2 separate regions of the Homo sapiens genome follow, and region 2 is linked to region 1. Evidence: chromatin contacts called from ENCODE Hi-C or POLR2A ChIA-PET data. All regions are on one chromosome and are shown on one strand. Each heading gives the region's core, a stretch centred on a gene start or an enhancer-like site at or near the end of the contact. The rest is flanking DNA. Distances are from core to core; before and after follow the strand shown. Region 1 has its middle 38 kb from the start of MIR4472-2. Region 2 has its middle 20 kb from the start of LINC02457.

The links. Hi-C counts contacts between places; a loop is a spot of excess contacts on that map. ChIA-PET counts read pairs that join two places held with the same protein, here RNA polymerase II (POLR2A). Pooled maps may share reads with other maps.
Region 2: a loop to region 1 is called in a pooled map, with 2.0 times the contacts of the local background. The contact joins two enhancer-like sites. A Hi-C loop is called at or near these places in 1 of 50 pooled maps. POLR2A ChIA-PET finds 5 or more read pairs at or near these places in 7 of 52 experiments (A673, H1, PC-9 and 3 more).

Annotation. Positions count from the first base shown.
Region 1 is chr12:116,388,021-116,393,047 of GRCh38, reverse strand. No RefSeq gene overlaps it. Among named protein-coding and RNA genes, the nearest start is that of MIR4472-2, 38 kb to the left of the region's middle. Within about 2 kb of position 2,912, at least 6 of the 41 ENCODE cell types and tissues checked have a DNase peak (open chromatin) inside an H3K27ac peak, as active enhancers do; they include PC-9, where a contact is called at or near this core.
Region 2 is chr12:116,493,066-116,498,092 of GRCh38, reverse strand. No RefSeq gene overlaps it. Among named protein-coding and RNA genes, the nearest start is that of LINC02457, 20 kb to the left of the region's middle. RefSeq lists enhancers at 189-742, 743-1,297. Within about 2 kb of position 2,677, at least 5 of the 41 ENCODE cell types and tissues checked have a DNase peak (open chromatin) inside an H3K27ac peak, as active enhancers do; they include PC-9, where a contact is called at or near this core.

The DNA of each region.
Region 1 (5,027 bases), core at 1,663-4,162:
AGCTCACAGCAGCCTCAAACTCCTGAGCTCAAGGGATCCTCCTGCCTCAACCTCCCAAGTTAGCTGGGACTACTGAACTTGTTTCTTCTTTTTTTTGAAACAGAGTCTTGCTCTCTTACCCAGGCTGGAGTGCAGTGGCTGGATCTCGGCTCACTGCAGTCTCCACCTCCTGGGTTCAAGCAATTCTCCTGCCTCAGCCTCTCTAGTAGCTGTGACTACAGGCATGCACCACCATGTCCAGCTAATTTTTGTATTTTTAGTAGAGACAGGGTTTCACCGTGTTGACCAGGCTGGTCTCAAACTCCTGACCTCAAGTGATCCACCCGCCTCGGCCTCCTAAAGTGCTGGGATTACAGGCATGAGCCACCATGCCCGGCCCTGAATTTGTTTCTTACCCTCTCTTCACCTCCATTTCTGAATCTATAAAAGAGAAATAATAAAATGCCAGTCTCAGAAGGTTGTTGTTTAAGGATTCCATGGGGTTCCTGTGTAAAGCCATCGCTTGGCACATAGTAAGTGCTCAATAAATGACAGCCAGTATTGTCAATGTCAGTGCTGGTTATAGCAAATTTGTATTCAGAGTACATCACGCTCAGCTCAGCACTCCACCAGGAGAGGGTTTTGTTTGTTTGGTTAGTTTTCTAAAACAATTGCTCATTTTTATTTTATTTTGAGCCAGCGTTCTCTCTCTGAGTGGACCTAGACGTGCATTCCGGGGCTGTTTCTATTTGCAGTCTGAAGTCAGGCCTGGGGCTTGTGGCTGTTTTTGCCATCTGGTCTGGGGCGAAAGGGCAAATCTGCAAAGTCTCTCTGTTGTGGCCAGCGAGGGAGTCCCATCCCCATGAAGTCTGTCTTTTGCAGCAAGCTTGATTCTTTGAAAAGTTGAAGATCTCCAGGCTCTGAAGGCTCAGTCAAAGGGAAAATGCCTTCTCCTCTGGCTTATTTGCTCAGGGTTTAAAAGGTATTTCTGGGCTTTGGCTAAGAGGAAATTTAGCTTTCGAGCAAATCCTTGTGCATTGGTTTTCTGTAAACATCTAAATGTGGTGTGAGCAGCTCGGAGCCCACTCTGCCTGGCTTTTCCCAGATTTTACAGCCAATTGGGATGATGTGAAGTCAGCGTGATATTTGTAGAGTGGCATCTGTTTGACAGGCAGGTTCCTGATGTTACTGCTAGGGTTGTCCCCCCAGATCCATACTGGAGATATGCAAAGCGAGCTGGAGTGAGTTGGGAGAGGATGAAGGACTGAGTCACGTGAATAAGACCTTCTTCCCATCATCATCCAGGAAGTGTCCTTGTGGGCAAAGGACCTCTGAGATGAGAGGTTCATTCAGTCACTTCCACAAATATTTACTGAGGACCTATGGTGTGCCAGGCCCTGCACCCAAAGCAAGGGAATAGACCTTCATGAAGCTTGAGTTCTGGTGGAGGCAAGCCCTTTCCCAAGGCAACTCGAGACCAAAATATGATTATGTAAAAAAAAAAACCACTTCTTATAGCTGCCACCTGTAGTCCCAGCTACTCAGGAGGCTAAGGTGGGAGGATTACTTGAGCCCGGGAGTTCAAGTCAGCAGTGAGCTAGGATTGCACCAATACACTTCTTAAAACATCTGTATGAGTAAAGGTAGCTAACTGCTGTAAAAACAACCCCATCTCAGTGAGTACCCCAGTAAAGGTTGAGGTCCAAACCACAGTCCAATACAGCTCAATTGGGAGGTTGGAAAGAGCTTTGCTCCATGCAGTCACTCAGGGATCCAGGCATCCTCCATTTGATAGTTTCATTGTCCTTCAAGATCTCAGGATCTTCCAAGGGACTCTCTGCTGTGTCTGGCCAGCAGATATAGGATCACAGGATTTTGTTTTTTTTAAGGCTCAACCTGGAAGTGACCTTCATCACTTACTCCCACATTCCATTAGTCAGCGCTCAGCAATTGCCGGGGCCCCTTTGTGTGTCTCAGAGCCTGAATATAAGATTTGGTGAACCCACAGCATTGTCTCTGTCACAGGATCTATTGCCTGGGACCATGTGTGCACCCTGGAGAGAGTGACCATGGTGCTCATGGTAAGTGTGGCTAACAAAAATGGCACACCCACATCCCAAGTGCCAGCTCTCTGCTCTCTCTGCTCACAGTGAAGACAGAGTGTCCTCTGAGCCCAGACTCCTGTCCCTGCACCCAGCTCTGCTCTGCAGTAATTGAGACTCCTTGGGCAACTTGTCTCCCTTCTCCAAATCTCAGTTTGCTCAGCTGGAAAATAGAGATGCTAATCACAGCACTCACGTCACAGGTGTTTTGTGTGACAAGTGAGTAAGATGGGAGAGAAGAAGCAAGTTCTAAGTCCAATGCCTGCCTTGTGATCAATACCTTATAAATATGGGTCATGATGCAATATTTTCAAGTCCAGACTCAGGGCTGGCTTCCCTCTGCCACTTGTGCACTGTTTAATGACTTGTGGCCAGGTCACCTTGACCTGCCCTAGCTTCAATCTCTGAATCTCTGAAATAAAGTACTCATTATCCCTGCCCTGCAGAGCAGTGTTAGGATCAAAGACAATAAATAAAGCAGGTAAAAGGCTTACCACGCAGCTTGACACGTAATACGTGCTCAATCAGGATTAGTTATTATTATTATTATATAAGCACTTTTACATATTACCTCATTTAATTCTCACATCTACTCTCTGAGACAGAAAACAACAGGTAGGGTTGCCCATTTGTGTATGTTCCAGAAACAATCACGTATTCTGGGAATGAATGAATGCAGGGAGGAATGAATGAATCACCACGATAATTTGTGTCTTCTGCGACAGTGGGTGCATAGTCTCTATTTCTCGGAGCAATGGTGATGTCTGCCAAAATAAATTAACTTTCCCACATCAATGACTCATTTGGCAGGAATAACAGCCTTGCAAACTGAATAGAGAATGAAGAAGGAGGACGCCTCAGGCAGGGGGAGAGAGAGGAGTTTGTAATGACTCAAGATACAAGAACCAGCTTCTTATTCATTCTCTTTCTCTCCCTAACCAAAAATGTAGGCCCTTATATACATATACAGTTTTTGAGACAGGGGCTCGCTGTCACCCAGGCTGGAGTGCAGTGGCACCATCTTGGCTTACTGCAACCTCCGCCTCCCAGGCTTAAGTGATCCTCCCACCTCAGCCTCCCCAGTAGCTGGGACTATAGACGTGAGCCACTGAGCCCAGCCAGCCTGATATACATATTTAACCTTTTAAACTGGAGAAGTGGAAGTTCCACGCTATTAAGTGGCTTTGGATATCAGAACCATAAAAAGAAGCTTACAGACAGCATCATGTAACCTTTGCTGGGTGGACAGGGGTCCAGGACAGGACAGGTGTCCAGGACATCATGTGACCTTTGCTGGGTGGACAGGGGGTCCAGGACAGGACATGGGTCCAGGACAGGACATGGGTCCAGGACAGGACAGGGGTCCAGGACATCATGTGACCTTTGCTAGGTGGACAGGGGTTCAGCGCTCACACCATGTGTGGCAGGGCCAGCGCTGGGCCCCAGGACACCTGACTTCCATCCAGTGCTCCTTCCTTATCCCACTGCTTCTGGATCGATGCAGGATCTTCTCAGACACTTCCGCCACCTGGCCATTCTCACACTCTGCTCAAGACTCCTTCCATGGCCGGGGAAACTTCAGGACAGAGCAAAGAAAGATCAAAGACTGAGACTGCAGATCCTCACGAGGAAGAATAAAGGAGTTGGGAGGAGATGGCTAAGATGGACTTAATTACCTACTTCTCATCTGCATGAGGGTTGTATGAGGAGGCAAGTTATCTGCCCTCTTAAACACTGCACAAATGATATTTACCAATTGATGAGTTTTAGGCTCTTCTGACGTTTGCTGAGTTCATGATTCATTCACAAGAGGGACTTTGAATCTACTTAAAAATACTCGTGGAGCTGAAAGAAGCAACAACTTAACGCTAGGTCCACACAGTTCAGGAAGAACCGCAGCTCAGGTGTGGGATGAATAAGGTTAATTTAACACCACACTTCATCCTTTTGAAAAGAGTGGCTCCATTTGTGTGTGTGTGTGTGTGTGTGTGTGTGTGTGTGTGGCGGGAGGGTGGAGGGTAGGAATGGCGTTTCATTCTTGGGATAAATGAAAGATTAATTCTAAAGTCTTATTTAAATAACTCTCGAAGAGGCGCTAGAGATGAAATTACTCTTAATTGGCCAACTTAGCACTAGCTCTTGAATGCTCAAGTGAGTGGAATGAGATTTCAGTCTGTTTAAAACTTTAACTTGTCATCTTCTTGTCTCACTCCCTCCTTTCCAGGCCAAGGACTTACTACTCTTCTATTGGAACCAACTCCAACAACCTTCTGCTTCTACTAATCAGACACAAGGCAGCATCTGGGGTGGGAGTAGGTTGGAAAGGAGTGAGCTTCTGTTTTATTTTTCCTTCTTCAGCAATCGCGAAGGTATATCCACGCAGTAGAGATGACATGACCTGGAATCGAATTCTGGCTCCACCACTGCCTAGCCATTGATCTCGGCCAAATCACTTAGCATTCCTAAGCCTCAGTCGCTTCTGTGTTAAAAGGGCTTATAATACCTACCACAAATGTTGTGATCAGTGGTGCTGGTCAATGTTTAATAACTAGTTCTCTGGAGGAAAACCCTGGTATATAGCATTTGCCCATTTCTATGGTGTAAATACTCCCACCAAAGTCAATCTCAAACTCCCAAGGGGAGGTCACTGAACACAGAGTTGGGAAGACAGGCACAGGAGCAGACACTGTAGAGAATTTTCACCAAACAGATATCATAATCTTAAGAGCATAGGTAATGGGAGAACATAGTAAATTAAGAAGTGAGGAGTTTTAGTGTTATTACTTTTATCTTTCAATTCAATGTATCTATTTAATTGTAAGTTTATATAATTTTTTATTTTTTTTCGAGACAGTCTCACTCTGTTGTCCAGGCTGGAGTGCAGTGGCACCATTTTGCTCACTGCAACCTCTGTCTCCCAGGTTCAAGCGATTCTCCTGCCTCAGC
Region 2 (5,027 bases), core at 1,428-3,927, 110 kb before region 1:
CTCCTGTCTCAGGCTCCTGATTAACTGGGACTACAGCCATGCGCCACCACGCCCAGCTAATTTTTGTGTGTATTTTTAGTAGAGACAGGGTTTCACCATGTTGGCCAGGCTGATCTCGAACTCCTGGCCTGAAGTGGTTTGCCCGCCCCAGTCTCCCAAGGTGCTGGGATTACAGGCATGAGCCACTGAGTCCAGCCTTACATTTATTTATTTATTTAAAGAAAGGTAGTGAGGAGTATGACCTGAACAAAAATCCGCAGGGAAATGAGACAGAGAGTCACTATAAAGACTCAAGGCATGGAGAGAATGTTAGGAAAGTGGTCAGGGGTGGAGGTGACTCGAGCTGAGACTCACATGGCAAGAAGATGCCAACTATGCCAATATGTGAAGGGAGTTGTTCTAGGGAGACGATATGGCAAGTGGCAAAGGTCCTGTGGCTGCTACGAGCCTGGTGTGTTTTAGGAACAATAGGAATTTGGGTCACATAAGAAGGGCGGATTTGGGGAAGGAAGGAGAAATGTGGCTAAGGGGCCAGGTTGAATCACCCGAGGCTGCCATGAGCCACTGGCCAGCCAGCAGCAGGGACTCAGAAAGTCCCAGTTGTCATGGTCCAGCCCTTGCGTGGTTGTCAAAGGCACCTTCCGGCCTGTGCCTGGGCAAGAACCCAGAGATCCGGAACTCAGGGTTGGCCCAGGTCAGAGCCAGGGCCAGCCTCCTGCTTGGTGCTTAGCTTTTGTGGGACCCCCAGGTGATTTCCAGCACAGCCACAGGAGGCCACGCCCAGAGATATCTGGAGGCCTCCGGAGCCTGGCTACTGCGTAGGCAGGGCAGCAAGTGCCAACCTGACAGCTGAGGGCAGCCCAGCCGCGCCCTGCCGCCTCGCTGCCTGCACATCAAAGTGACAGCGTTCCTGGTGCATCCGCTTCCTCTGGCTCTGAACCCCGGGAGCTGGTGCCTTGTCCCCCAGTGCAGAGACTCTGCCATCCACCTCCCACCAGATGCTCCCACGCCTGGGCTTTGTAACTCCCTCCCTTCTCAAATCACCGGCTTACTTAGGAGACAGGCCAATCTGGGCCAGATCCCCTGTGAAACTCACAGCTCCCCTGATCTCTGCCTTGTAACATCATTTTTCAATTGAGTCTTTGGATTAATTACTTAATAGCTGTCTTCTTTTGATGGCAAGCCCCATGAAAGTAGGAACTATGGATCCATAGCATTTAGTATGGAATACAGTGCCATTCATCTAAATATAAGATAAGCCACATAGGTAGTTTATTTATTTTTAATTAAAAAAATTTTTTTTGAGACAAGACTCTCACTCTGTTGTCCAGGCTGGAGTGCAGTGGCGCAATCTTGGCTCACTGCAACCTCTGCCTCCTGTGTTCTAGTGATTCTTATGCCTCAGCCTCCAGAGTAGCCGGGATTGCAGGCACACACTACCAGGCCTGGTTAATTTTTGTATTGTTGGTAGAGATGGGGTTTTGCCATGTTGGCCAGGCCAGTCTCAAACTCCTGACCTCAAGAGATCTGCCCGCCTTGGCCTCCCAAAGTGCTAGTAGTTACAGGCATAATAATTTACAATTTTTTAAACAGCCACCTTAAAAAACAGAAAGAAACAGAAACAGAAAGGTACAGGCATGTGGTACCTCATGCCTGTAACCCCAGTGCTTTGGGAGGCTGAGGCGGGAGGATCGCTTGAGCCTACGAGTTCAAGGTTGCAGTGAGCTATGATCTCAACACCCCAGCCTGGGTGACACCCTGTCTCTTTAAAATAAAAAAAAAAAGTCAAAAGAAACAGATAAAACTAATTTACTAATTTTAGTAATATATTTTATTTAATCCAATATATCCAAAAACATTTTCATTTCCACGTGTGATCAATACAAAAATGTGAATGTGGTAGTTTACATTATTTTTTGCTCATACTAAGTCTTCAAAATCCAGTGTATATTTTATATTACAGCACATCTCAATTTGGGTCTAAATTTTCATTGGAAATATTTGATCTTTTTTTTTTTTTTTTCTGAGACAAGAATCTTGCCCTGTTGCCCAGGCTGGAGTGCAATAGCGCAATCTCGGCTCACTACAACCTCCGCCTCCTGGGTTCAAGCAATTCTTCTGCCTCAGCCTCCCAAGTAGCTGGGATTACAGGCATAAGCCACCGTGCCCGGCTGGAAATACTTGATCTTATTAGGTTTTATAAAATTTACAAGGAGGCTAAGTTATTCCAAACAGATGTCAAAGTTTTCCAACAGTTAAATGAATCAGTTTTTTAGTTTTAAATTTAAATTAAATAAAGTTGAATAAAATAAAAAATACAATTCCTCAGGCACATCAACTGTGTTTCAACTGTTCAACAGCCTATGTGGCAAGTGGCTACCACATTGGACTGCAAAGACAGAAGTGCTGCTATTTATGGAATGAATGAATGGATAAACCCCAGTTTCACCAAATACCAATTATATAGCTTGAGCCTTGGGGTGGTTTTAAATACCCACAAATTCTTTGCTACTCCTTTCTTCAAAAGAAGGAGCCTAACTCCTCTTCTCTTGAGCATGGGCCAGGCTTAATGACTCACTTCTAAGTAAAGGAATGTGGCTAGGTGACACTGTGTGACTTCCAAGGCAGGGTCACCCAGTGCCTTGTGGCTTCCTCCTTGGAGTCTTTTGGATCACTCATTCTGGGAGAAGCCAGCTGCCAGGGAATGCGGAGCCTTCGACAGCCCTGTGGGAATGTCCCTGTGGAGGAACTGAGGCCTCCAGCCAACAGCCATGTGAGTGCTTTAAGCCACTATATTTTTAGGTAGTTTGTTCTGCAGCAATAGGTGATTAAGTCAAGCCTTATCCATAAAATGGGGTGAAAAACCCTAAAAGGCTTTTGTGAGGTTGAGAGATCATATATATAGATCACTTAGCAGAGCTCCTGGCACACTAAATAATCAATGGCCACTATTACTATGCCCCCTTCTTTTCTTTTCTTTCTTTATTTTTTGAGATAGGGTCTTGCTCTGTCACACAGGCTGGAGTGCAGTGGTGCAAACATAGCTCACTGCAGCCTCAACCTCCCAGGCTCAAGTGATCCACCCACCTCAGCATCCTGAGTAGCTGGGACCACAGATGCACGCCACCACACCCAGCTAATTTTAAAATCTTTTGTAGAGACGGGGTCTTGCTATGTTGCCCAGGCTGGTCTTGAACCCCTGGGTTCAAGCAATCCACCTGTCTCGGCCTCCCAAAGTGCTGGGATTACAGGCATGAGCCACTGCAACCTCTCATTCATTCATTCATCAATTCACCCATTCATCTTAATGCTGACCAAGAGATACGTTGTATGCATCTCATTTGACTTAGGGAAAACAAAGTTAGAAATATAAATTTTATTTTCCAGGCTTCTCCTTTGTCTTCAGTTGTGCTAATCGCATTGGCTTATGGAGACCTACTCATCTATGTGTAGGTTCTAACTGGGACTGCTCTTTTCATCAAAACTTCCTGAATTAGTGGATGCATGAACTAGCAGGTCAATGGTTATTCATTGTGATGAACACGGTGATAAGCCACCTGGATCCGCCTTCAAGGAAGGACTTAGAGTTCAGCTGCTGGGAAGGTGGCTCACAGATGGCATACAGCTGTCAGCCCCCCTCAGGAATTGCCTCTGCTGTCTGCAGCCAGCTCGCACAGGCTGTACCCTTCCCAGTTCAGCCTGTATCCAGTGACTGACCCCTACAGGAATATAAAGACCTGGCCAATTTGGCCCATGGCAGGGACAACTCTGACAGGTCATCTATGCCCATGGGGCTGGCCAAGGTCTTGTGCCCACATCACAGTTCAACTTCTTAAAAATGGAAGAAGAAATATTACGGGGACGATTTGCACAAGCTAAAAATGCCACAAGCAAGAAATCACTTTTATTTTATTTTATTTTTCAACTCAACTTCATCTCCCTCATCTCACTGATGCCCAGTCCTGCTACCGCCTCCTCCTCCTTCTCCTGCTCCTCCTCCTCCTCCTTCTCTTCCTCCCTTTCACAATGTTGATCCCTTGGACCTCAAAGTCTGTCTCAGCTTCTGCTCCAGAGAACCTACCTACCCTAAAACACTGATTGAAAGGAGGCCTCCATTGGGTTTCTCCATCTCTGCACTATTGACTTTCTGGATGATTCTTTGTGATGGGGGCTGTCCTGTGCACTGTAGGATGCTGAGTAGCATCCCTCGCCTCTACCCATGAGGTGCCAGTAGGACCTGTCCCCCAGTGAGGGAGGATCTCCAGATGTTGTAATTGCACAGTCACCTGTAATTGAGAATCACTGGCTTAGAATAAAGGAAATGGGGAAACAGGGAAAAAGGATCAGTCACTAGTAAGGCACAGCCAGGTCTTGCTGAGAGTGGAAAGTATTTCAGGATTAGGCTGGGCGCGGTGGCTCACACCTGTAATCCCAGCACTTTGGAAGTCCTGTGCGGGCGAATCACCTGAGGTCAGGAGTTCAAGACTAGCCTGGCCAACATGGTGAAACCCTGTCTCTACTAAAAATACAAAAATTAGCCGAGTGGTGGCGCATGCCAATAATCCCAGCTACTCAGGAGGCTGAGACATGAGAATCGCTTGAACCCAGGAGGCAGAGGTTGCAGTGAGCCAAGATCACGCCACTCCACTCCAGCCTAGATGACAGACTGAGACTCTGTCTCAAAAAAAATAAAGAAAGTATTTCAGGATTTACCACTCTGCAGTGCCCACTGAAGTGTTCTGCAGATAAACTGCTCTAACTACTCTCTAGCTCTACTTCTTATTTTATTTTAATTTTTGTAGAGATGGGATCTCACTGTGTTGCCCAGGCTGGTCTTGAACTTCTGGCCTCAGGCCATCTCCCCACCTCAGCCTCCCAAAGTATTGAGATTACAGGCGTGAGCCACCACACCCAGTCTCTAGACTGTTGTCTACTGCTCCCCATTCCACCAGCCAATCTATGGGCCTGAGACTGTTGCTTTGGGCTTCCAAGGCCTCATGGCTTCTGCTGACTCATGGTTTCTACTG